Linked DNA regions of Homo sapiens: all the other regions are linked to region 3. A link is a contact called in ENCODE Hi-C or POLR2A ChIA-PET data. All regions are on one chromosome and are shown on one strand. The core of a region is the stretch at or near the end of the contact, and the rest is flanking DNA. Distances in the headings are between cores, read along the strand shown. Region 1 holds the start of LINC00345 (long intergenic non-protein coding RNA 345). Region 2 holds the start of SPRYD7 (SPRY domain containing 7). Region 3 holds the start of INTS6-AS1 (INTS6 antisense RNA 1). Region 4 holds the start of DLEU2 (deleted in lymphocytic leukemia 2). Region 5 holds the start of TRIM13 (tripartite motif containing 13).

Region 1 (5,155 bases), core at 2,654-5,153, 1.1 Mb after region 3:
GAGTCTTGCTGTGTTGCCCAGGCTGGAGTGCAATGGCGCGATCTCGGCTCACTGCAACCTCCGTCTCCCGGGTTCAAGCGATTCTCCTGCCTCAGCCTCCCAAGTAGCTGGGATTACAGGTGCCTGCCACCATGCCCGGCTACTTTTTAGTATTTTTTGGTAGAAACGGGGTTTCACCACGTTGGCCAGACTGGTTTCGAACTCCTGACTTCAAGTGATCCACCCGCCTCGGCCTCCCAAAGTGCGGGGATTACAGGCGTGAGCCACTGCACCCGGATGAAAGGTAATATTTTCATACTACTTTCATTTGATCTCATTTAGAAGGTGCTTGAGGAATAAAGAGGACTGGGTTTTCTCTGGGATTATAGTTAGGCATCACTTAGTGACTGGGACGTGTTCTGAAAAATGCGTCGTTACACAATTTCGTCATTGTGTTATCATAGAGCATACACACACGACCCTAGGTGGCATAGCCTACTCCACACCTAGGCTGTACGGTATGGCCCACTGCTCCTAGGCTACACACCTGTGCAGCATGTTACAGTACTGAATACTGTAGGCAACTGTAACACAGTGGTAAGTATTTGTGTATCTAAACATATCTAAACACAGAAAAGGTATAGTGAAAATATGGTGATATAATCTCATGGGACCATGACCACATACACCGTCCATCACCGACAGAAACATGTTTATGCAGCGCATGACTGTACCTGCAGCCCCCGCCGTGAGGTCAATGGCAGCCTGGGCAGCAGGACTGGACTTCACGTTTGCCCACTCTTCTGCTGGTCTCGTGGAAGGCAGCTCGCTGGACCTTATGACAGGCACCACATATCCTGGGGGGAGGCAAGAGTTCACCATTAGTCCAAGTCTCTGCAGCCTCCCGTTCTCTAGGCCTGCAGCCAAATTACTGAACCTAAACTTCTGGGATCCATGAACTGGGCTCTACATTGCTGCAAAGGAAACGGGCTCAAAGTATCAGTGCAGCTTAGCAAGTGACTGCCCCCTAAAAAGGTCACAGATCAAAAAGCTTCCCTGCGTATCAATGCTATTGTCACCAATAGCACTTCAACCAACCTTTCTGAAAACTGTAAAATGAACACCAAACAAGCCAACCACAGATGTACCAAACCACAGCAGACTGTTTTTACAGGCCTAAGTTGAGCTATCAATTGAATAGGCTCAGTTCTAAAATCAGACAGCAGCCTGTGCTGGGTGCCTAAGGGGATGTCACAAGACAGTAGGTCTGGAAAGGAGCACTCAGGCAGCCAAGGGTGAGAGCTGCACCCTGGAATCACACACGCCTTGGTGTGAATGCCTCCTCTACCTGTGGCCCCTTTGGCCTCTACAGCTGGGAGTCCTCATCTGTACAAGGCAAATAATAACACTATTACAAAACAAAGGCAGTCGCAAATAGCCACATGAGACTGATGGGATGCTCCACTGTGCACAAGCATCATGTGTTCTCAGAACAAGGCCCTGCACAGAGCACCAAGCATCTTCCTGTGACCACAGTCCACTAGCCCTTCAACTGTCAATGTGCACAGGAGTCGCCTGGGGGCCTTGCTAAATAAAATGCAGCTTCTGATTCAATAGCCTCGGATGGGACCAGAGATTTGGCGTCTTGATGAGCTCCCGAGTGAGATGGACAATGCCAGTCCACGGACTCACACTTTGAAATACAACACCTCGGTCATTGTGTCCAAATTTGCTTGATAACCTGAAGCACCCCCCACCCCCCCCCTTTTTTTTTGTGATGGAGTCTGGCTCTGTCGCCCAGGCTGGAGTGCAACGGCCACGATCTCAGCTCACTGCAACTGCCACCTCCGGAGTTCAAGTGATTCTCCTGCCTCAGCCTCCCAAGTAGCTGAGATTACAGGTGCATGCCACTGCACCAGGCTAATTTTTATATTTATAGTAGAGACGGAGTTTCACCATGTTGGCCAGGCTGGTCTTGAACTCCTGACCTTCAGTGATCCACCCACCTCAGCCTCCCAAAGTGCTGAGATTACAAGTGTGAACCACCTTGCCCAGCCTGGAGCACGTATTAAATATTCTAATTATCAGGCCTTTCTTCTGGAAATCTTGATTCAGTATGTTTCGGTTGGAGCCTTGGGCATTTGGGAAAACTAGAATGTATTCCTCTCCCTTTAGACAAAAGTCAACTATTGCTGAGGCATGGGTTTCATAAATGTTGACTAAAATATCCAGTTCAACAACCAATCCTGTATAATTTTCAAGTAACTTCTTTGTGAATAATAAGGAACAATTTATTTGTCATCGCACTGAGGAGCCGCGTGACCCCAGTCGTGCTGGATCAGAGATGAACACCAAGTGACTTCCTAACACCAGTGTCATCCTGAACGTCAACAGAAAACAGTGGCCACCGAGAAGATTTTTTAACTACTTGAAGCATTTTGCCAATGACCAGACTTCAAGAATCTTCCTTAATTTACAAAAAAAATTTAAAACCAATGGCAACAAAGGCACAGTACTTAACAAAGCAGCTAAGTTAGAAGTGCAAGACACTGATTTATATGCTGTTGATAGACCTGGAGAGACAGGACCATTTACTAGGCTGAAAAGGTGATGGCCATCTGGTATCTTCCTAAAAAAGTATATCAGGGTCCTAATCCTTTTCCAGAAGGCAAACTAAGGCCAGAGCAAGACAAGGTCTCCTAGGCCACACAACTAGTCAGTGACAGAGGAGCCAGTTCAGTCCTGTCCTTCAGGTCTGTGCCTACAAACCAATACTTGATCCGAGTATTCCAACCTGGGCAAAAACATCACAAAACACCCAACCCTGCATTTTAGGAAAAAAAAAAAAAAAAGGAAAAAGGAGGAAGGAAAAAAACAAAGGCAACTGAGAAGACAGGGCATGTCCAGTCTGGCCTCCCAGATAAACCTCAATGCGTTTGTTTCTTTTGGCGCAGCCACTTCCTTTGTAACTTGGAAGGAATGAAAGTCACATCACATTGCATTCTGTCTGCCCGTGTGAATTCAACCCCGTTAGGTGAGCCAAACTTAAACACATTAAATTCTACAAATAACCACTTCTGGAATTATTAAGATAGAAAACAATGGTGGGTACTAACAGATTCACTCAGGAGTGGGTAGTTAACGGGTTAATTCAGGTTATGTGTAGCTCTAGCTGGGAGAAGAAACAGGGCTTGGAGGAGGCAAGACTGTTCAGCATGAATTAGAACTGATTTATGAGCTTGCTGTAGCACTTGGAATAGAAAAACTCTTCAGCGCCTTTGATCCCTCTCACACTACACCAGGGTTCGATTGAGAAAACAACAGCGCTGACCACCCGTCCTTCTCGATCCTTGGGGAAAAAACTTTTTTGGACGGTAGAGTCAGATGAGGCCGCATTTTCCACCAGGGAACACTAACTGCTGCGGGAAGATCCCAGCTTCTGGCTAAAGCTGGGGCGGTAGGAGCTGCCGGCCAGCTCGCCATCTAGTCCCCAGAGCCCGGGCTTTAGGGCGCCCGGATGCAAACCAGTTTTGCCGCCAAGGAACCCGGACAGGCGCGCCTCCTCCCCGGCCTCGCAAGGAACAGGTTAAGGAGACATTTCCCACTTTCTCTGCCCGGCCCTGAACGCTCGCCGCCCCTGCCCAGCCGCCCACTGTCTGGCAGCCTGCAAGTCTCCATTCAGAAGCGGCTCCGTGCTGCCCAGCGATGGCGCCCTGGCGGCGCGGAAGCCCGCGGCCAAATGACACGACTTGGGGGCAAAGGAGGACAACAGTTCCCACCAGGTAGGCACTGGGGGAAGGAGGCCGATGACCCTGAGATTCTCCAGCGACCCCGGCGGGCCATCCCTGGGCGGCGCGCGGGTCCCGCGGCACGTGCGTGGCAGCTCTCGCCGCTTCCCTGGACGCCCGGGAAGGTCACGCCGCCTGGGCGCCGAGGCCCGCCCCGCGCCCCTCTCCCTCCGCCCGGGGCGCTCCGCAGCTGCCGAGGAGCGGAAGTGGGCGCCAGGCCGCGGCGCGCCCAGCCCAGCCCAGCCCAGCCCAGTCGGCGACCCCGCGCAGCGCTGCCTGCAGACCCTGGAGAAGGCGGAGGCCTGCGTCTCCGGGTGCTTTCCTACCTCTGGGCTCCCCGAGACCCTTTCTGAGGCCGGACCCTAGTTAGTCCGCTGGGCTGGGGATGAGGGCTAGGGGCTGGGAATATCAGTGATTGGGAGGACTTAAGTTTTTAGTTAATTTGACCTTGTTGGGCGGCCAAGTCCTTAATTATAACTTATATTTGAGTACAAAATTATACTCGGGATTCAAGGCTGTAAGTTAAAATTAAGTATGAAAATACTGGAATTGTAAAGATGGAAAGTAGATTCTTTTATTACCAGTTTAAAAAAAAAAAAAAAGCATTTCCCAATCCCCTTCTCCAAAGGAAATCCATCTGATGCCATTTCTGTAAATGCACTGATGAAAACCGTAACACTGTCAGCTCTGATCTTGTAGTCCCTAAGGAATTATAGGTTCTATCTGTGGTTCTCTGACATTTTATTAAACAAGTGAAAGTATTCAAGGAAGCTGTTGTTTGCCCAGAGTAATTTTCTTTTCTTTTCTTTTTCTTTTTTTTCTTTTTGTTTTGACACAGTCTCACTCTGTCGCTCAGGCTGGAGTGCAGTGGCGCGATTTCGGCACACTGCAAGCTCCGCCTCCCGGGTTCACGCCATTCTCCTGCCTCAGCCTCCGCAGCAGCTGGGACTACAGGCGTACGCCGCCACACCCGGCTAATTTTTTGTATTTTTAGTAGAGACAGGGTTTCACCGTGTTAGCCAGGATGGTCTCGATCTCCTGACCTTGTGATCCGCCCGCCTCAGCCTCCCAAAGTGCTGGGATTACAGGCGTGAGCCACCGTGCCTGGCCACACCCTGCTAATTTTTTATATTTTTGGTAGAGACGGGGTTTCACCATGTTGGCCAGACTGGTCTCGAACTCCTGACCTCAAGTGATCCTTCTGCCTCGGCCTCCCAAATGCTGGGATTACAGGCATGAGCCACCGCGCCCGGCCTGCCCAGAGTAATTTTCTTTAATGCCCTAAGACAAAGGGTCAGAAGAGTCTTGGTCTACTTGAGACAGCCACTCAACATAACACGCAGCCACTGCCCTCCTATTGTTTTGGTTCAGCCTTTGTGTATTGATTT
Region 2 (5,168 bases), core at 500-2,999, 1.5 Mb before region 3:
AAAAACTTCCATGCAGTTAGAAAATTTGGAGATGACATTACTCTATTTCATCCAGTTAGTAGCTGACAGTTGCTGGACAGCTTTGGAGAAATAAAACACAGTGGAATGAGTATATCTGACCAGCTCTTCCTAGAGGAAACAGATGACAGAGAAAAGGAATGCTCCAAAGAGGAGACTGCAGTAATTCAAGAGTCTAACAGTAAAGATAGGAAGAAGTGCTGCAGTTGATCATGAGTTCCAGGAATTATGTATGGTTGTCCTTCACTATATTCTCAGCACTTATAACAATGCCTGCCACCTGATAATTGCTTAATAAATATCACTTCAGTAAATGAGTAACTGAAATGGAAATATTTTCTGAGGAAAACTATAGAATTTGAACTCCATCGTCTATAAATAATGATGGATAAAAAATAATTTAAAGATTACTTATGTATTAAGGTTCTGTACTACATTTGGGAGATCTGAGAATTAAAAGTAAATACACACATACAAGGTGATTATATAGTTATCACATTTAGTATGTGTTATACAAAAATACAGTGGGCAGAGTGTTTCCAGAATTATAAGGAAACTGGGCGAGAGAGTTTTATCATAAATATTAAGAAGTGCCTTTTTATTTCAATGCACTGTCCTTTAAACAATCAGAAACGTGTAAAAAATCAAAAGTGCAGAAGTACAGTTAGAATAAAATAATCCACAAAAAGACAGTACTCTAACTGAAATAATTATATTGGGAAATCTCTCCTTCTAGAACCACATTCCAGAAGCATGAAACTACCTGGGAAAAGTCTAAGAAATAATAAGGTGGTGAAAGAGGCTATGATGGGAGAGGAAGAATGTTAGATAAATTATATGGATTTGGAATTAAAAGGATAAAGCAAGATGCAAAGGAGCAAAGTGCTATTTTATTTTTCAACAGTTAGACCTGTTGGGAAGAGGCCAGTCAGATGAAATTACAGTACCTCTCACAATGACTAAGGAGTCGGGCAATGGGAGGTTTTAGTTGAAATGGCAAGTTCTGACCTGAGGTGCGACTTCAGACTTCTGCAGTCTGCCTTGTTTCGACTTTAGGAGGTGAGAGGAAAATTACTTCCAATAATATAGGATTCAACCTATAAATGATGGGGCTCAAGAGACAGGACCGACAGTCAGGGCAGGAGGAGGAGCAAGACCGGACCTAGAAGCATTCTGAAAATGTGTAGGTTTTCACTGGGGCGCGCCAGAAGGGCACTCTCCGCCCCCTCGCCCGAGGACGTGTGACATCTCCGGAGGAAGCCTCCGAGATTCCTGTGAAAATGGGAGGTCCACACGCCCATTCGCGATGACAGACACAGAGAGGGCTGCGCAGCCTTGAACACAGAACCGGGCCCAGGTGGAGTCCGCCGGCTTCTGGAGAGATCTGCGAGACGAAATGGTGTCGGCGCAGCGTCGCCGGCGCGGCGGGGCAGCGTGGGGACCCTCTGACCCTGAAGGTCCCCCTGCCCGCCGCGCCCGGCCCCCGTGAGCCGTTGGGTCTGGGGAAGGGAGGGCCCTTACCCATGTGCTGCGTGTCCAGCTGCACGGCCGGCATCTCCTTCAGAGGGATGTGGCCAGTCCCCCCGTCTCTGCAGCACCGCAGGCAGCACAACACCGAGGTGGCCATCGCGCAGGGACCACCGACTCCGCCGCCGTCCCTAGACCGAGGCGACACTGCCCCCCGCCGCTCAGCTCCGTCTCCTGCCCCCGCCCGAGGTCCGGACTTGTCTATGTGGAGCTCGGAGGCCGGTACAGCGACACCCTAGGCCGGGAGGGCGCAATGCAGGCTGAGCTTAGGCTGGCCTGCGAGGAAGACGCGGAGAATCAAGGGGCCGGGGAGAGACCGGACAGGGCGAGCGGCCGGGCTGGGCCGGGGAGACGGGTGGGGCTAGTGGCGCGCGGAGGCGTGGCAGGGGGCGTGGCGTTGCGGGCCTGCGGATGTGGGACGGCGTGCGCCTGCGCACCAGCTGGTTTTTTCTCCTTGGGCGGTTTCGCGCACGCCCCCAGGGCTGACAGGTGAGTGGGGCTGTCTGTCCCTCAGTACTTCCAGGGGTTTTCCTATGCAGAATTTTTAAAACGCAGCACCCCTTGGTCCCGGCCTCGACATTATTTCTAGGGATGGATTGACAGAAGCGAATCAGTTTGGGGGAAGGGGAGCTAATGGAAATGACTTCCGAGTTTTCCCTCCGCGGGCCCAGGTTGAGCAGGCTTTGCCACCACGGAGAGCCCCAGTCTCCCTGCCGTGGCTGGTTTCCCTCACATGCTAAATAGACTCACGTGGGCCCCAGGAGTAATGCCTGTTAGTGACTGCACTGTGGATGTTCACCGGGGCTCACGCGGGCCCTAATGCATTTTCGGTGCAGAGACGCGCCCTACCTGGCCCATCGGGCTGCGTGGTCCGGGGCGCGTGGGAGGCCGCCCTGGGAGCAGAACGCTGGGGCGGGGTCGGGGGCGATTCTTGACCTGCCTCTTCCAAGCTCCCCCTGTCTGGTGCACTGAGGGTTCCGAGGAATGTGACGGGAACCCAGGAGGCTGCGGGAAGTCTGCTGGGTCCCGAGGGAAGCCTTCGGCTCCTACCGTCCGCTACTTTCTGCTTCCACACGGGAGGCTGTCACCTGTCATCTCCTTCCCCACTTAGATCATCCTTCCGTGGTAGATTTTACATCTTCAGGCCGGGTGCAGTGGCTCACGCCTGTAATCCCAGCACTTTGGGAGGCTGAGGTGGGCGGATCACCTGAGGTCAGGAGTTCAAGACCAGGATGGCCAACATGGTGAAACCCCGTCTCTACTAAAAATACAAAAATTAGCTGGGTGCGGTGGTGCACGCCTGTAATCCCAGCCACTCAGGAGGTTGTGGCACGAGAATCGCTTAAACCCGGGAGGCGGAGGTTACAGTGAGCCTAGATCGCGCCACTGCCCTCCAGCCTGGGCAACAGAGACTCTGTCTCCAAAAAAAAAAAAAAAAAAAAAAAGATACCGCTTGGCATCTGGAAATGTCTGGGACGACCTCTAGAATTAACCTAGCTCAAACCTCTGTTCCCAGATCAGTTTCATCCTGAAGGCTTCCCTAGGGATGGATCATCAAGTCCTGGGAAACTGGACATAAAATGCCCACTACTTAAATAATGATTTCCCATACGTAACTTTTAGTGACCCGAGTTATAAATGTTTTTTAAGGAGGATTTCTATCTATGCAATGAGGGGAATTTTTCAGGTTCCTGGTTCTCTTTCTATAAATGGTGTTTTCATTACAATACTAAGGGAAAGTTTTGTACGTTGAAATTAAGTTACCATAGAATTTAATAACCAAGGTGATTATTAAACTGATTGAGGGTTGGTCTTTTCCCCCATTGCGTATGCAGTACTTTCTTGGTAATCATTTCACACAAGAAATTTTCTTTTATGACAAACCTTCATCGTTATGCTGGGAATTAAGTGCTTTGATTTTTTTTTTTTTTTTTTTTTTTAACCCCAGGGAAGTGCTGGGGGCGGGGCAGGGGGTGAGAATTTTAACAGAATATTGGAGAGACAAAATTTTTCTACCGTTCATATATATATATCTAGTTGAATTATTTCAAGATTTCAAGGTCAGTATTGTCCCCATTTTATAGGTGAAGAAATAGGCCTAGAGGTACTAAACTTTACAACTTCAGGTGAGCAGGAGATAAACAGGTAGGATTCAAGGCTTACCAGTCTGATTCCTGTTAGAAGAAAAACTTCAGCTGAACTAAATTTAAAGGAGTTAAACTGAGCAGTGAATGACTGGGCAGCCCCCAGAATCACAGCAGATTCAGAGAGACTCCAGGGATGCCTCGTGGTCAGAACAAATTTTTAGACAAAAAGAGGGAAGTGACGTACAGAAATCAGCAGTGAGATACAGAAACAGCTGCATTGGTTACAGGGGGGCGTTTGCCTTATTTGAACACAGTTTGAACAATCAGCAGTGTATGACTGGTTGAAGTATGGCCGCTGGGATTGGCCAAGACTCAGCTATTGTTACAGGTGCATACTCCTAAATTAGGTTTTCAAGCTTGTCTGCCTATTAACCTAGGTTACAGTTCGTACACAAGGACTCAAATACAGAAGTACAGAGTCCTTCTCAGGCCATATTTAGTTTGCTTTAACACTGCCTCTCAAATTCTTTCTCTTATAATTAATGCTATAATCCTCTTAAACATGCTCTCAGTTCAAAATGCAGATTTGCCCTTTTTTGTGTGTTTCATTTATCTCCACATTGGATATAAGCTGCCATAATGCATGTATAGACAAAATATAATAGAATTAGTTGTTATAAAGTAAAAATTTTGTTCAGAAATATTATTAAAAGAAGTACATGTATTATATATGTAATAAACATTTAGGCCATTCAAGTCAGTCACATCTTCAATGAAAAGCCAGACACTAAATGGCCGTGAATTGGACATTACTATAGAGAGGCAGAAGGGCCATAGTCTTTCCTAGCTGGAAAAGTAATTTGCTGGGGCGCTGCCCGGTGCACTTTGCCCCCATCCTAGCAACTCGAGTGTGCTCAGCAGAATGAAGTTAGCAAAACTGGTTAGCTCCTGAAACAGACTTCCCTGTCTTGGCAGATTAACACCATCCATGAGCTCACTTTTCCTTCTAATATCTGGGATTCTAATATCCATTCATTATTACTTTCAAAGGAATTATCCTCTCTTTTTGAAAAGCACAACGTTAAAGATGTTTTGACACTCTTTCACAGCTATCGCTTTAAATAACAATCACAAATAAAGCCAAAAATAGTTTCTCAAGGTCATTTATCTAAGTCATAAGCAATAAGAAAGAATGACTACTTCAAAAAAAGAGTCTGTCTGCTTCCAAGACATGCCAGGAACTCGAGAACTGAGAACAATAATGTAAAGCTTGTGTTTCAGAGTTGAGATTAGCATTATGCTTAAGATTTTCTTTAATGTTTTTTATGCCAGCTGGACGTCTTCTGTTAGTGAATTTCCCATTCTGTACTGGGTCATACGAAATGAGTTTTTAAAAACTCATTAATCAGTTATTAAACAAAACATTTTTCCTTAGACTAATCCAAACCACATTTGTGATCTTTTTAAAAATCAGAAACATTAACAAAAACTCATTTTTCTAAAAACTGACATATTTCTGGAGCCTTGACCAATTCA
Region 3 (5,259 bases), core at 260-2,759:
CGCAGGGAAGAGACCTCAGCGGCTGGGAGCGCAGCGGGTGGGGGAGGGGAGCATAATGAAGGGTGAATGGGGGGGCGGGGAGGGCGAGCGAGGAAGGAACAGGGAAGGGAAGGGAGGAAAGGGGGAGGGCGAGGGCTGTTACCTTGATAGCATAGGGCGGCTCTTCGAAAGTGACCAGCATATACCTGTCTCCTCTGCTGGCAGGGTCCCGGGCACGGAGCTGCGGGACGGGAGGAGGAACAGGGCGGGCGACAGGGAAGCACAGAGGCGAGGTTACGAGGCGGAGAAGGGGCGCCCAGCGGCCCCGCCGCCCCCACAGTACCGCACACGCAGCGGCCACCCCTCCACGCCGTCCCCCACACACAGATCGCTCCCCACACACCGCCCGGGGCCGGAGCCCGGGCCCCGGCCGAACCCGGCTCGCAGCGCCCGCCCGCCCGCGCGGTGGGGGAGGGGGTCCCCGAGCCCGGCAGCTCCCGCAGTCAGGTCCCCGACACCCCCGCCCCGGCCGCCCTCCCCCACCCTGCCGCCCGCGGGCCGCCGGGCCGGGGTCGCCGCCCGGGCTCGGTCAGTCGGTACCTTCATGAAGGTCTCTACCGCGCCTTTGGCCGTGTCCAGGTAGGTGGTGCCCAGATGGCTGCGCTGGTTCATAGAGGCAGACGTGTCTATCAGGAACAGTAAGATGGGCATAGTGCTGGCCGGGGACACCGGGGCCCGAGGTGGTGGAGAAAGAGGAGATGGTAGAGGTGGAGGCGCCGGTGGCGGCGACCGCCGCTACGCGGGGCGGGGGAGCACGGCCCCCGGGAGGAAAACACTGTCTGGGTCTTTCCTCCGGCTGCGGGGAGTTTCTCCCCCGATAGTTGAGAGGAAACTCCCCAGACCCAGTGCTCCCCGTCGTACCCCCGCCTCCGCCTCCTCCTGCCTGCCTGCCCGCTGGGGCGGGCGCCCAGCCGTCTGTCTGTCGGTTCGTCCCCCCCGCCTCGGGGGTCCCGTCCCCGCTCCCGGCCCCTGTGTGTGTCCCAGCGGGAGACGGGCCTGGCTCCCCACCCCACCCCCGGTACAGGAGTGGGGACCTGGGAGCTGGCGAAGAGGGGAGTGGGCTGAGGGAAGATTGGCCCTGGGGCTGTTGGGAGAAGTTTCAGGGACTCCCTCCGCACCCCGGCGGTGTCACCACTTTCTCAGCCCCTCTCGCTACTGAAGCGCTTTTCTCTCTCACACTCCGGTTTTAACTCGGGCAGGGGCTGCGGAGGCTCCGCCCCTGACACGTCCCCGAGCCACGTGATACACCGCCTCGCCGTTCTACTGGTCAGGCCCTATCCTTTCATTAGCATATTTAAACAGCTCAGGGGCGGGGGAAGCTTGTAGGCCGGCTCCGGGGACAGTTATTGAGCACGCGCAGAGGCGGGGCGTCGGGTGCGCGCGAGCGGGCGGGCGGGCCGACCCGGAGGCGGGCTTCGGGAAGGGGCGGGGCCGGACTGCGGAAGGACCGCGAGGTGGGGGCGGGGGCCGCGTCCGCGCGCGCGGGGCGGCCGCGGCGGTGAGCCTGCGCGTCAGGGCCGCCGGCCTCTCCTTGGCTGTTGGAGGTGATAGGGGTCGAGGGGAGGGAAAAAGGGGCTGGCGTCAGCCGCCCCTGTGAGGTGGCCGTAGCGTGGACGAGTAAGAAGGGTTGAGTAAAGTGGACAAACACCTGGTTAGGAGAAGAGGGCAGGCCCGCAGCCGCCCTCCGGAGGAGGACTCGGGGCCTCGCGGGCGCCGGAGGAGGTTCCTGGGCCTCGGAGGGCCGCCCCGGCGCGCCGCCCCGGCGCGAGCGGGCGCGGGCGGGGGAGGGGAAGTGAGAGGTTGTTTATGACCGGGGACTAATCTCCTCCGCGAGTCCCAGCGCTCCCTCTGGGGAGTGCGGTTGAGGGGCTGTCCTCGCACGGAGCCTCGCTCGGCCTCGGGGGAGCCACGAGAGGTGGGAGTTGGACCCGCAGCGGGCCAGGAGCCCTGTCATTGGAGGACCCGCCAAAAAGGAAGCAAACCCTCTTTTTCTTTATCCAACCCCAAATAGCTAGGGCCTAGGGGGAAGACTCACATATCGATAAATGGTTTGTTGCCCGTTTTATTCTCTGGGAAATACAACTGATCTTACCAAAGAAATAACCTGTCTCTTGCCGTGTTTACTTAGAGCCATAGAATACCTGTTTCAGAGCTGAAGGGGACCTGAGCCCATGATAATCCATTACCTCGTGAGAAAGCGGAAAAACTGACTTCAGCTTGCCCAGATGGCGCAGAGAATGGGTTTCCCGTAACCCCGCCTGTGTCTTTCCTTCAGCCTCGTCCCAAATGCCGTGGGAGGGAAGGCACTCTCTGTCAAGCTGCTGTCACCTTACCTGAAGTAAGGAGTCCACGCCTGCATGTCCGAGGAAAACAGTTTTCTCAAACACATTAGTTGAAAAACTGAAGACGCTGCCTAAAATACAAGCTGAGTTAGAGACAGCCCTTGTAAGACTAGGTAGGTATTTACAGGGCCTCTCCCACTAGCTTTGTTTTTCCAGAGTTTGTTCTTTATCCGGAAATTCTTAATTTGCCTACTGATCATTTAAAGAAAGGGTTCTATTAACATTGACACAGAAGAGACACTTTGTGGCACTTTTTAAAAATCTGAGTCTCGTGACTTGGTATAACTTCTGAAACTTACTGTTAATTTATAGCAGAGCTATTTGAGTAATATGCTCTTCTATGAGTATGAACAATAGAAGAAGTGTGATTTTTAAAGTGATTTGGACTACAAAATAAGAGCATGGAATATAGGCTTTACAGCCAGTACTTGCTGAGGATGTACTGTGTATTAGGTGTGGTGCATATAAAAAATAAATAAAATGTGGTCCCTGTCTTCAAAGAGCTTATGTTTTCTAGGAAAATGCTACATATTACTAGCTACTCCAAGGCAGAAAGTTGTTAGACACCAAATCAGAAAAAATAAAAATGTATTACCTTGGGGTGATGCAGGAACATTTTCCAAGGTTTCAGCTTTGCCTTAGTGTTTCTTAAACGGATCATAGATCTGAAGATAAGAATCAGAGTTCTATGGCAAAATACGAGTTATTTTACCAGTTATAAAGATGAAATTTGTCTTTCAACTTGATCATTTGCATAATTTTATACAATTGCTCTTTAGTTCTTTATATTTGTGCTTTTCAAACTGGTCTGTGGACCCCAGCCTACTGAAAACATTCTCTAGGATCATAAGAATTTATTTTAGGAGTCTGTTCATTATTCAGTTTTAAGAAACACTGTCTTAAAGGACTGGTAGGATTTGGATATGGGTAAAGGAAGGGGAAGCTGCTAGTGAAAAGATCTTCCCGACATTGAAAATGTGAAGAAAGGAAGTTAAGACAGCATTGCTGAGGGCTTCCTGAGGAACAGTGAAGTTCAGCTAGGTTGGAGCAACAGGTGCATGTAGAATAGTACAAGATCTAGAAACACAGGTGAGATCTAGACAGTAGAGGGCCTTTATTCCAATCTATGGAGGTTTTTTTTCCCCTATAAATTGGAGATTTATTTTTCAATTGCGTTGCTAAGTAGAAGCAATGTTTGAAAGAAATCAAACTAGACTACTGAAGATTAACATGCGTTCACAATGACCTTACCTATTATTACAGTTATTCGAAATCATTTTTCAGTGGAGCCATTGTCACAGGATCCTTGGAGTGTCACTTTTCCAGCTGGAAAAATGGCACCTCTGCCCGAATTTTGGTCGGGCTCATTCTGCCCACCAGTCCCAGCAGGCTGCACTCTGCTCATACTACGGCCTGGATCCCACACCTGCCAAGTGCAAGCCAGGTGCGGAGCAGCGAGGGGTGTGTGAGCGAGCAAGCATGGGGTCCGGCCACTGTATACAGCCCGGCATGCCAGCTGCAGGAGGGCGGGCAGCTCTAGGGGCTGGCCCCTTGCAAGGCTGTGGCTGGTCCAGGTGTACTGCAAGCAGCTTCCACAGCTGGCACCAGGGAATGCAGTGGCACCTGGAAGCTTGGAGATGCCAGGAGCTGCAGAGCCCCAAAGAGGTTGTCACAGGGAGCTCCTAGGTCTAGGCTTCCTAAAGGGCCACAGCTCTTCTCTCCTCTCTTCCCCCTTCTCTTTCCTTTCTTCTTCTCTTCTTCTCTCTTCTCTTGTTGTGTTGCCCACAACATGGCAAGCAAGGGGCATATTTCAGCCCGTTTGTGTTACAGCTCTTTCAGCCATGCCATTTGGCAGGTCCCGAGTTATTGTCCCACATCCAGGAAGAATGAGGTATGTGGACAAGTGGAGGGTGAGCAAGGCAAAGAGGTGCTTTGTTGAGTGACAGAACAGCTCAGAGGAGACCTGAGGGCAATGAGTAGCTTCTTTCTGCAGGCAGGTCATCCCAATAAGTGTCCAGCTCTCAGCAGAGAGGAGACCCACAATGGGTAGTTCCTCTCAGCAGGCAGGTGGTCCTGTCATCTGCTCAGCTCTCCACAGAGGAGACCCACAGTGTCCATAGACCCACAGTGGGTAGCTCCTGTCTGCAAGCAGGTCATCTCATTGTCTGCCCAAGTCTGGTTCACTCCAGGGTTTTTATGGGCTTCTGAGAGGAAGAAGTGTGTGCTGATTGGTCCATGGCGCAGCCATGGGCAGGCCTGGAGAAAGCACCATAAGTTCTCACTCCGTTGCATGGAACTGGCAGCCTGACCCCTGGCGTTACCGGGGACCCACCCCTTTCCGCCCAGGAGCCTGTGTGGATCCTGCTGCCATTAACCTGCCATCCACAGTGCCCATGGCGCCCAGGTTGTTCATGCTAAGTGGTACCTACAGGCCTTCACTGAGATGTCCTTATTCCCGCCTCGGCCTGCCTCCCTCCTGTGCTCATCAGCACCCAAAGTCCAGAGGGGACTGAGGCAGCATGGGGCTTGCGTGTCAATGCTGCCCCAAGCACGTGCACACCTGGTCGGGTCGTGACAGCACCCAGGCTTAGTCACAACTTTGCTCTGAAATCAGAGCGGGTGCTGGGAGCGGGGAGAGGCCAGGCAGTGGGAGCAGGCACTTCCAAGCCTGCGGGAGCAGGGAGCTTCCTGGTCCCCTGAGAGTGGGTCTTCTCTCTGTGGAGAGCTGAGAAGATGACGGGATGACTTGCCTGCTGAGAGGAACTACCCACTGTGGGTCTCCTCTCTGCTAAGAGCTGGACACTTATTGGGATGACTTGCCTGCAGAAAGAAGCTACCCATTGCCCTCAGGTCTCCTCTGAGCTGTTCTGTCGCTCAG
Region 4 (4,981 bases), core at 1,106-3,605, 1.3 Mb before region 3:
ATACAAAGCCCTGCCCGACCTGGCCTCTTGCCTCCCTGCAGCTAACCTGGCAATTGCTCTCTCTTAACATCTACCTCCTGGATTTACAAACTGGGGTGGAGGTGGGAAAAAAGAATCAAAATCATAAAGTGAAGCCAAAACTGTTTGTGTAGCATTTATACACTGTTGAAGAATCAAAGGCCTTTTTTTCATAGTGCTTTTCGGGAGGGAGAAATTGGATTGTAAACATGTAATTTACAATCTCCACATTTTTTATTCTAGATAAATGCCACACACACCTTCCTGTTACAGAATATTGCATAGCAACTTTCAACATCATTCAGTTTTTTAATACCTATCCACATATGATGTTATGTATTTTACAAATCCTGCAACTAACAACGCAGTTCTTGATAGACTGCGATCTACTGGGAGGACTGCTCGGTTTTCACCTGAATTATTGCTCGTGGTTCACACACTAACACCCAAAAAGACACTCTACGGGTCATGACGTGTCCCTAAAATCCTCCATCTACTCCAGAAAACGTTCTAACTTTTTGAGACGAACTGTTGTAACTAGTCTCCTGGCGAGGCCTGCTATGTCTTATACCACAGGCTCTAACTGCCAAATCTTTTTCAGAAGTCTTTCAGTTGTTGCCTCCAAACGGAGCTCTTTGCAGTCCTCGGGCGGACGAATGGACGGATTCGAGCGAAGCTTATTTCCCTTCTCCTAACGCATCTACCTATAAATAGCGCTCACCGCGCTGAGTCACCAAAACCCCGAGTTTCCCCAAATAGCGCGTAACGACTGCTGGGATCGCGTCCCTCGGGGCTCTGTGACAGACTCCAACCACACACCCGCTGGGCTGGACTGCGGGCCCACACGGCCCAGCGGGTCTCTCACCACCCGGCGCCCCAGGGACGCGGGCGAGGCCGCGGTGTCCGGACCGAGTCGACAGCGTCGGACTTCCCGCGCGCGGACGGCGCTCTGGGGAAGGAGGAGCCGGCGGGCGGCTGGACCTGGCCTTGACTGCGCGGGGTCCGCCCCCGCCCCCTCGGGAGCGCAGAGTTGCGGGGGGCCGGCACCAGCCTCCGCCCTGCGCCGCCCGCTCACACAATGGGACGCGTCGGGAGGGGGCGGCCGCGGCTCCCATTCCGGTCCCAGGGCGGGGACTCCGGGCGGCGGGAGAAGCAGTCGGGCTGGGGCCAGAAGGAAAACCCCTCTCTCCCTCTGCCCACTCAAACTGCGAAAGGGCTCCAGCCGGCGGTGCCAGGGGCTGGGGAGCAGCTGGGGAGGGAGCGGAAGTGCCACCCCCTGCAGTCAAGGGTGGTGACGTCACCCCTGCAGCCAGCCTGTAGCGGGGGTGTCTGTACATCACATGACCCGGCCCCCCTCTCCCCGCCGAAGCCCGCGCGCGCGCTCTCTCCCCCAGCCCCGACTCCCACCTCTCCCCCGCCCCCTCTCCCCAACTTTCGCCCTCCCCGCTCCGGCACCGCTGTCAACAGCGCCAGCTCCGCCCCCTCCCCGCGCCCTGTGGAACCGCCACGGCGGCGCGGCGGGCGCTCGCGCTCAGGTCCGAGGCTCCGAGAAGCGAGCGTGCCCCGGTTCCACCCTGCCCCCCAGCTCAGTGCTTGCTGGCTGCGTGGGCACCAGAGCCAGGGGGCACGGCGGCGTGCAGCGACAGCGCTTCTCTGCTCCATCCTCCCACAGCAGTTAGAGGACGAAGCTGAGGCGCCGGGTCCGAGCTCGGAGGGAGCGAGGCGCATGCAGCGGCCTCCGGGCCCTGACGCGTAGCCTCCGGGGGTCGGCCCACGGGCGAGAGAAGCAGCCGGGAGCCCCTCCTCGACCCCAGCAAGGCGGCCCGCGCCTCCGCTCTCCCTACCGCCCGGGTGGCGCACGCCAGTCCTCCGTCTTTGGCTGCGGCGCAGGCACCGGCCATACGACGAGGGGCCAGGCGGGGACCGCCTCCTTGAGCCCCCTCGGCCACCCCTGCCGTGTGGACTGCTGGGGTTGCAGATTTGCTGGCTGTTGCTGCAGCGCCTCGTTCTATTTTTCCTCTCAGTTCCCTTCTAAAAGTGGAGGCTCGGGGGAGGAAAAAGAAAGCCCACAGTGTTGAAAGGGGCGGTACGGACTGACCTGTCAACGGCGGAGGAGGAAGACCCCCGTTCGGGGCGAGCTCTCGAGCCCGCGCAGGGATCGGAGCTCTGGGCTCGCGCGGAAAGGCACGGCGGCAGCTGTGCCTCAGCCAGGTGTCCCCCCTCGGCGGGGCCCGCGCCGCCGCGCCCGCCCCCTCCCCCGGCGCAGCGCTCCCCGCCCCATCGCCGGGGACCAGGGAACCCCCCGGCTCGATTTTTTGTGCAGTTTCAGCAAAGCTCCGAGGAAGTTGGTCCTTTTGTTCCACTATTTATAGATTGCGTCAACATTGCGAAAAGGAGAAGGCGGAGCGGTGGCCCCTCCCCCTCCCCTCCCCCCGCCGGCTCCTGGGAGAGAAAAGCCCCAGCACACGACCTAAGTACACAGCGCGCCAGCCGCCCGCCCGCGGCCTTCTGCTCCCCGCTTCTTCCCCCTCCCAGCCGGGGCCCGAACGCTGCCAACCCCGTCACGTGCCCGCCCGGGAAAACCAGCTCCCCGGGGCTCCGCGCCGCCCGCCAGGCTTCGTGGCGGCGGCGGCGGCAGCGGCCTCACCCAGCTCGTGGGCTCGGGCCGCGGCTCAGGCGTCACGCATAGCGTGGGCACCCACGCCCTCGCCACCCGACGAGGATCTCGGGCTCCGCGACCTGTGGGAGTGCTGCGGGGCGTCCCGCACTTCCGCCCTCTCTCGTCTCCGGCTCCCCAGTCGCCGCCCCGCTCGCCGAGTGTGCGCGCATTCGGGCCTCGCCTCGGAGCCGGGAGGCTGTCCTGTCCCCAGGCCCCTCGCGCGGCCGCTCTTCCAGGCATTGCGGTGCTAGCCCCCTCTCCCGCGCACGACTGGGGAGGGCAGAGGTGTGAGGGATGCGGGGGTGGCTCGCAGCCGTTCGCGGGCAGGCGGGCGGAGCGCGGGAAGCGCGGTGCGGGCGTTCCATGGCGCACCCAGACGCTCTCCCTCCTCCGCAGGTGCAGCGGGGCGTTGCGCGAGCTCGAGTCCCCCTTCCCGGACAGCTAGGGAGAAGGGAGTTTGCAGACCGGAGCTACAGTTGGAAGAATATAGTTTTTGAGAAGTTACTGGAAGTTAGATGTGAGACAAAAACAGACGAACTTTCCTTCAAAGCCTTATGACGAAATGATAGGCCTTGCCATACCCTTGAAATGAAACTGAGCTCCCTACCGGCCTAAAGCCGCTGTTCCTGAGCTTCATGTAAACAAGGAGGGCGGTAAACACCAGAGGAAGGCCTTACAACAATACCAAGTGCAAGTAGCTCATTTGAGTGTTATTTATCTTAGCAGCTTCCCTGAGTGATTTATGTATATTGCAGTTTAACTTTACAGGGTGGGAATAAAATAATTTGGCTTCTCAGCTCACTGGCGGAAGAAACTAGAGCTGAGCTGGGACGAGGGCAAGAAGCGCGTCGCACCTTTCCTGGCAGCTGAACAGTGTGATGAACAGTCTGGAAGGGTTATGTTATTACTTAAGGGGTTTGGGGAAACCGTTCCCGCGCACAGACCCTCATTCGGGCCAACTGCAGGCCGTGGGGGACTCTTCAAGGACTCGCGCAACCCGAGCCGAGCTTCCTGGCTGGGCACTGGGCTCAGCCAGTGCTGAGAGCGCTTTCGCTGGGCCAGTCAAGACAGCAATAAGTTTGCCTCTATTTGGGAAACCTTTCCAGGCTTGCCTGCCCTCTTTTAAGAGGGAGACTAGGTGGTGGGATCGTCAGCTGCCAATGTGTGCACTCGTTCTAAAGAAGGCGAGAGGAAGTAAAGCGAACCTGTGCAGTGTTTGCTGGGCTTCCAAAACGCGGAGCTTAGTCGACCCCCCAGCGAACCGGACGGCGCTTTGGTCCCCTCACACCTAACGGTACTCAGAGCCTGGTGCGGGAGCTGGCGCGCTCGCTCCTGGTTTCCTTCCAATTTAGGCAAAGGCCCTGGCCGCCCGTCTTCCTGCTTCTGCTGTGCCCTGCCACAGCACTCCTAAGACGGCGAATTCGTTTCTGCGCCAATTTTGTTTTGAATATCTACAAACCACTTTTCCTTGCATGAAGAAAACAAGGCAGGGCCCCCTGGCCCGTCCCACACCTGCGAGAGGCAGAGATACAGAGGCCTCGGGCCTCAGCCTTCATTTCCCCGCCCTAGCTTCGCGCCAAGCTGCAGTGTCCCCGACACACTGTCAGGACACGCGCTTTTCGCCCCTACTTTGTTCTTGCGCAGTCTTCCCAGCTGCGGAGAGGAGGGAGCGAAAGCAAAACGAAAGCACCCGGGGCGCATCAGTTGCAATAGCTTCCCTGAGCGCGGCCGTGGGAGGCCAAGATCTGAGGTCGCGAGGCGACGGTGGGGGCCCGAGCTGCGCAGAAACTGGGTGGGGGCGGTCCCTGGAGGGCGCCCGGGAGCTGCTAGAAGTTGTCCGGAGCCCCTCAACCCCCTTGGAAAAGCGAACGCGGATGTTAATATACCAACTCCGCAGGGAACTTTTGGCCCGGGTCTTGAGCTGAAATTCCAGACTGAATGGGACCGTGCTGAAAGTTCGACGAGGCAAAGGAGTATGGCGCGGGGGCAAGCTTTGACCCCCGGCTTCGTATCCTCGGGAGAGGCCGGGACTCCGGCTCGCCCAGCGAGGGTGCGCAGAGGCCTCCTGGGATTCTAGGCCCACAGAATTTTTGCTCCAGTGAAGTTGGATAAGCACTCCGCCTCCCCGCAAAAACCAGAGTTCTCGGCTTATAAACACTTCAATAAACTCTGGTGACATTCTCCGCGCTCGCTCCTTGCCCTCGCGGCAGTCACTGCAGGGACAAAGGCGGCCTGCGCAGACTTGGAAGAGGCGCGGCCCGCGTGGGCGGCTTTACCGGCCAAAGACGTTTTCAGTTAAGGGGA
Region 5 (4,780 bases), core at 1,916-4,415, 1.5 Mb before region 3:
GCTCTTCCAGGGAAGGATGTAGCTGTGTATGCAGGTTTTAGTTGGACAGTCATCTTTTTCTAGTGGCAGTTTCCCAGTCGCTGTTCTGTGTATTAGGACCACGGGAGGAGAGAAAAGGTTATTCTTCCTTCTCCATTTTTCCACACTTAAGAGAATTTAATATACTGTGTTTTCTAGTTAGTAGTTAATTTTGTGTAATAGTCTAGAGATTGCTATACAGATTTAATGTGTTTTACACTTAGTTGGGCAAAAGTGTATTAGTATCTACCACCAACCAGATCTAACTACATAAATATATATTATATAATTATATTAAGGATAATTTGTGGGTTTTGCGTGTGAACCCTAAAAATCTGAGCCATGTCCCAGTTAATTTAGAAAGTTTATTTTGCCACGGTTGAGGATGCGTGCCCATGATACAGCTTCAGGAGGTCAGAACCCGAGGTGGTCAGAGCAGTTTGGTTTTGTACATTTTAGGAAGACACGAGACATCAATCAGCGTGTGTAAGATGAACACTGGTTCAGTCCAGAAAAGGTGGGACGACTTGAAGCAAAGGTGGGACAACTCAAAACAGGGGGCGGGCTTCCAGGTTTTAGGGAGATAAGAGGCAAATCACTGCATTCTTTTGAGTTTCTGGTTACCCTTTCCAAAGGAGGCAATCAGATATTCATTTATCTCAGTGAGCAGAGGGATGACTTTGAATAGAATGGGAGGCAGGTTTGCCCTAAGCAGTTCTCCGAAGCTTGACTTTTTCCTTTAGCTTAGTGATTTTGGGGCCCCAAGATTTTCCTTTCACATGAGTTAATAACTGTCCAGTCTTGTGAAATATCATTTTAATATTAGGATATCTGAAATGTTTCCATATGGCTGGGTGTGGTGGCTCACGCCTGTAATCCCAGCACTTTGGGAGGCTGAGGCCTGAGGAACACTTGAGCCCAGGAGTTTGACACCAGCCTGGGCAACATAGTGAGACTCTATCTTTACAAAAAATAAAATTAGCCAGGCGTGGTGGCGCATGTCTGTGGTCCCAGCTACTTGGGAGGCTAAGGGAGGAGGATAACTTGGGCCCAGGGGCTTGAGGCTGTAGTGAGCCATGATCATGCTACTGCACTCCAGCCTGGGGGACAGAGATAGACCCTGTCTCAAAATCAATCAACACACAATGACAACAAATAAATGAGATGTTTCTACAGATCACTTTGTTTTTTTAGAAACACTAAATTAATTAATTAATTTAGTTATTGAGACGGAGTCTTGCTCTGTTGCCCAGGCTGGAGTGCAGTGGTAGGATCTCGGCTCACTGCAACCTCCATCTCCCGGGTTCAAGCTATTCTCCTGCCTCAGCCTCTCAAGTAGCTGGGACTACAGGCATACGGCACCATGACCGGCTAATTTTTGTATTTTTAGTAGAGACCAGGTTTCACCATGTTGGTCAGTCCGGTCTGGAACTCCTGACCTCAGGTGATCTGCCCGCCTCGACCTCCCAAAGTGCTGGGATTACAGGCGTGAGCCACCGTGCCTGGCCTAAAAACACTAAATTTAGTAAGGTACTGGGGTGCAGTTTTGTCACTGACAGTTATGGTGCTGTAGAAAGAGCCCATATCTGGAAGCTGCCTTTAGCCTCAGCTCTGCCTCTTGCTTTTGTACCTTGGAAAAGTCACTTCACCTGTTTTCTCATCTATATAGGATGAAGATCATAATTTCTTTTACACAGTGTTATGAGACTGAATGACAGAAATTAAAAGAAGTGTTCTACGAAGGCAAAGTTAGGTTTCTTATAGCAGGAAGGGAGATGCACACAGAGAAGTGGGAATCTCAGGAGACGGATGTGGCCAGGGGCTTTTTACGGGGGTTGGGCTAAGCATTATTAGTCAACGGGCTGTACTGCTATTTATGGTAGGTTTTGAATACCGTTTCTCCAAAATAACCTATTTCCTCCCCAAACCCAAACTTCCTCAACTGGGATCGAACTCAATCCTACAGCGTGTTCTGAGATTCTATACTCGCCTCACTTCTCCCAAGATCGTAAATTCTGGAGGAGCCATTCCTTCATCATCCATGTTTGCATCCTTCACACCGTTCACTGGTTAAGTGCTTAGTACGTTTGCTATTGGGCAAGGTCCTCAAACGGGAGGTGGACGTCAGAATAGTCAGGTTATCGACTGAGTAACTGTTAGTGGTGGATAATTTAAAGCCAATTTGAAAGTTCATCCTTTCCCCCAAAGGCAAAAACAGGCGTTCCTTTTCTTAAAAGAGAATTTTAAATAGAATTGGGTCTCTGGTGTCCTGCCTAAAGCCCGCAAAGAAAGAGGGTACGGTTGGGGGTGGGGGTGATGGGGGATACTGAACCCTTTTCTGGTTGCGCCTTGCCCGGAGCCCCCGGCTAGAGCCCTGGCGCTCCTGGCGCGCTCCCAACGCGAATCGGTGACTCCGCAGGCCGCGCAGTGCGGAGGTGCCCGTCCCACCCTCCCCCTTGTGGGGTGCGGGGCTCCATTTCCCCAAGCCGCTGGGGTCGGCTTCTGGTCTTGAGATGCGGATGAAGTGGTGTGAAGGGTTGGGCTTTTTTTTTTGTTCCTAAAAATGCAACGAACAAAAAAAAAAGTACAACAATCCAAACCCAACCATCTTAATTGCACGGCAGCTTAACTGGGAGACTTTCTTCCCGGGCGGCCCCACCCGGGACCGCGCCGCTTCAGTCGAGCCCACCGTCTGGGCAAACGGCGTCCACTTCCCGGAGCCGCTGCCCAGCCTCTGCGGGGGGGCTTTGGGCGGGCGCAGGACTCTGGAAGGGAGAAAAGCCCGCAGCCCGGCCCTCCCCGTCCCAGGCGGCCCGCGCGGGTGGACGGCGGGAGCAGGCGGCGGTTGGAGACGCCGGAAGGAACGCGGTCTCACCACCCGGCTCCCTCCGCCAAGGCGAGGCGCGGCCGGGGAGGCGGGACACAGGCGAAGCGGGACGGGGAGGCGGGGCCGGAGGTGCAGGCGGAGGCGGGCGACGGGGAAGGGAGGGGGAGGGGGAGGGGAAAGGGAGGGGGAGGGGGAGGGGAAAGGGAGGGGGAGGGGGGAAGGGACGGGAGGGGAGGGGGAAGGGACGGGAGGGGAGGGGGAAGGGACGGGAGGGGAAGGGGAAGCGGGAGAGGGAAGGGGGCGGAGCTAGCCGGAGCCGCGAGTCCATTTTGGGGCTGTGCTTGGCGCGTACCGTGCGGTCCCTGTAGTTGGAGGACGGGCGGTCGCGCGGCCTTTCCCACTAGCCGGAGGTCGGAGATAAGTACCCGCCGCCCGGCTCCTCTCGGGAAAGCGGGGTGGTCCTCGAACCTTCAGCGAGGGTGGGGAGTTGCCCAGGTCAGCAGGGATCTGCGTGGGTTGGGGGGGCTGGCGAAGGCCGTCTGAGCTCCAGTCCGGCAGCGCGGCAGAAACCAGCGGGGCACTGTCATGGGCCTGGGGAGGAGCGGCCTGCGGAGGGCGCCGGGGCAGTGTGTCTGTGGTCCAGAAAACCTGCTCCGTCCGGAGCCTTCCTGGCCCCGCTACCAGCGTCTCCACATCCCCTAGAAAAGAAAAGACGGGTGTGGGCCTTAGGTTACAGCGCGCCGCCAGCGTTTGGTTGCATGGCGCCGGGGGAGGGCGCCCTAACCGAGAAGCTGCTTAATACAAAGAGCTCCAGGCTCCTGGCGGTTCACCAGGTCTAAACAGCCGGGCTTTATTTGTGGGGGCGATTGAAAAAATTGAGGGTCAAGATTGGGGTGCTGTGCAAATAAATGCGTTAATACTGTTCTTTTTCTTCTTTCTTTGCAGTAGCCTCTAGTTCGTTAGTCAAAACGTGAAAAAAAAGACCTGCTTTGCCCTGGGAAATAGTAACCCTGCCAAATACATCAGCTTGTAGGAGACAGAGGTAAACTACAATAATTTTCCTGTGTTATCTTTTTTTTTTAAACACCCAATTTCAATAGGCCCTAGAACCTTCCAAAATGGAACTGTGTGTAGAATACGTATGTTCCCATCCACTTTCATTGGTGGTCTTTGTTCTTTGCATATTTTGTTAAAACTTAGAAAAACAGAATTCACGTTTAGCAATTATTTATGTGGTATTTATCTTAAATATAGCCAAACATTCATATTACAAAGGAAGAAAGGGGCTTCCACACTTTTTTCCTACTTTTTTTTCCCTTCTCCTATGCTTAGTGAATTGTCAGGCTGCTAGGGCTTGTAGAACAGGGCTTGAGTTTTCTAGAGACCTTTATATAATAGGCACTTTAAAAGCAGAATTTCATTTACATAGGCACTCCTTCTAGTAGAACTTGATGGAGCTGTTAACCGGCTATACTTCCTTCTTGCACAATGGGAGCGTCCCTATCCCTCCCTAAAAATACGTTTTTTTTCCTTTCTCCCAGCTGGCTTACTAAACCTCCCTGGGAAGTCCTTTCCTAAAACCGGGCTGTTCTGTTCATTCTATACATTTATGATAGGTTATCTGGCCTTAATTCTGTCACAGCTTTTGTTCAGATATGCTCATTTTCATGACACTGCTTTGTACCTGATACCTTATGTAATATTTGTTTTGCCTTGCCTTGAAATCACAGTTCAAGTTTAGAACCTTTTCTTGCTTGATACACTGATGCTCCAAAATAACACCTTAAATGTGTAGAGTTTGCCATATGTAATTAAACCTTATTTATGTTTGTATAGTTTCGTAGTTTATGGAATTCTCACACATCACACAGGAGTTGAGAAATTACTTTTAGGCAGCTAGAAAGGGTAAAAGAGTTCTCGGTGGAATTTTCCTTT

The links. A loop is a pair of places that touch in the nucleus more often than their neighbours do. ChIA-PET counts read pairs that join two places held with the same protein, here RNA polymerase II (POLR2A). Pooled maps may share reads with other maps.
Region 1: POLR2A ChIA-PET joins it to region 3 with 18 read pairs in endothelial cell of umbilical vein. The contact joins the promoter of LINC00345 here to the promoter of INTS6-AS1 in region 3. A Hi-C loop is called at or near these places in 1 of 168 maps with a recorded cell type or tissue (naive thymus-derived CD4-positive, alpha-beta T cell), 1 of 37 single-sample maps with no recorded cell type and 8 of 50 pooled maps. POLR2A ChIA-PET finds 5 or more read pairs at or near these places in 5 of 52 experiments (CD4-positive, alpha-beta memory T cell, T-cell, activated naive CD8-positive, alpha-beta T cell and 2 more).
Region 2: a loop to region 3 is called in a map of natural killer cell, with 11 times the contacts of the local background. The contact joins the promoter of SPRYD7 here to the promoter of INTS6-AS1 in region 3. A Hi-C loop is called at or near these places in 4 of 168 maps with a recorded cell type or tissue (CD4-positive, alpha-beta memory T cell, ascending aorta, naive thymus-derived CD4-positive, alpha-beta T cell and 1 more), 3 of 37 single-sample maps with no recorded cell type and 15 of 50 pooled maps. POLR2A ChIA-PET finds 5 or more read pairs at or near these places in 2 of 52 experiments (GM10248 and activated B cell).
Region 4: a loop to region 3 is called in a map of gastrocnemius medialis, with 5 times the contacts of the local background. The contact joins the promoter of DLEU2 here to the promoter of INTS6-AS1 in region 3. A Hi-C loop is called at or near these places in 5 of 168 maps with a recorded cell type or tissue (CD4-positive, alpha-beta memory T cell, ascending aorta, gastrocnemius medialis and 1 more), 2 of 37 single-sample maps with no recorded cell type and 19 of 50 pooled maps. POLR2A ChIA-PET finds 5 or more read pairs at or near these places in 6 of 52 experiments (CD4-positive, alpha-beta T cell, CD4-positive, alpha-beta memory T cell, HepG2 and 3 more).
Region 5: a loop to region 3 is called in a map of CD8-positive, alpha-beta T cell, with 36 times the contacts of the local background. The contact joins the promoter of TRIM13 here to the promoter of INTS6-AS1 in region 3. A Hi-C loop is called at or near these places in 4 of 168 maps with a recorded cell type or tissue (CD4-positive, alpha-beta T cell, CD8-positive, alpha-beta T cell and naive thymus-derived CD4-positive, alpha-beta T cell), 3 of 37 single-sample maps with no recorded cell type and 17 of 50 pooled maps. POLR2A ChIA-PET finds 5 or more read pairs at or near these places in 2 of 52 experiments (B cell and CD4-positive, alpha-beta T cell).

Annotation. Positions count from the first base shown.
Region 1 is chr13:52,596,460-52,601,614 of GRCh38, forward strand. LINC00345 (long intergenic non-protein coding RNA 345) reads right to left here and starts at 3,904. Exons shown (of 3, transcript NR_184203.1): 1 at 3,759-3,904; 2 at 714-836.
Region 2 is chr13:49,934,591-49,939,758 of GRCh38, forward strand. SPRYD7 (SPRY domain containing 7) reads right to left here and starts at 1,750. Exons shown (of 5, transcript NM_020456.4): 1 at 1,540-1,750. The coding sequence starts at 1,645. RefSeq lists enhancers at 1,561-1,810, 2,681-2,730 and a silencer at 1,851-2,100.
Region 3 is chr13:51,451,836-51,457,094 of GRCh38, forward strand. It overlaps INTS6-AS1 (INTS6 antisense RNA 1), which reads left to right and starts at 1,510. Exons shown (of 2, transcript NR_103812.1): 1 at 1,510-1,583; 2 at 2,168-2,881. INTS6 (integrator complex subunit 6) reads right to left here and starts at 1,201. Exons shown (of 18, transcript NM_012141.3): 1 at 580-1,201; 2 at 143-220. The coding sequence starts at 690. RefSeq lists silencers at 227-346, 357-626, 867-1,126, 1,357-1,556, 1,647-1,966 and 2 more and an enhancer at 1,187-1,236.
Region 4 is chr13:50,123,186-50,128,166 of GRCh38, forward strand. DLEU2 (deleted in lymphocytic leukemia 2) reads right to left here and starts at 2,356. Exons shown (of 14, transcript NR_152566.1): 1 at 2,117-2,356. All of the region lies in intron 2 of DLEU1 (deleted in lymphocytic leukemia 1), which reads left to right. RefSeq lists silencers at 819-1,328, 1,409-1,918, 2,239-2,448, 2,479-2,808 and an enhancer at 2,477-3,187.
Region 5 is chr13:49,993,877-49,998,656 of GRCh38, forward strand. It overlaps TRIM13 (tripartite motif containing 13), which reads left to right and starts at 3,166. Exons shown (of 2, transcript NM_213590.3): 1 at 3,166-3,887. DLEU2 (deleted in lymphocytic leukemia 2) reads right to left here. Exons shown (of 14, transcript NR_152566.1): 11 at 3,198-3,543; 12 at 1-85. It overlaps MIR3613 (microRNA 3613), which reads right to left and starts at 2,625; the gene lies at 2,539-2,625. RefSeq lists silencers at 2,133-2,182, 2,773-2,902 and an enhancer at 2,463-2,592.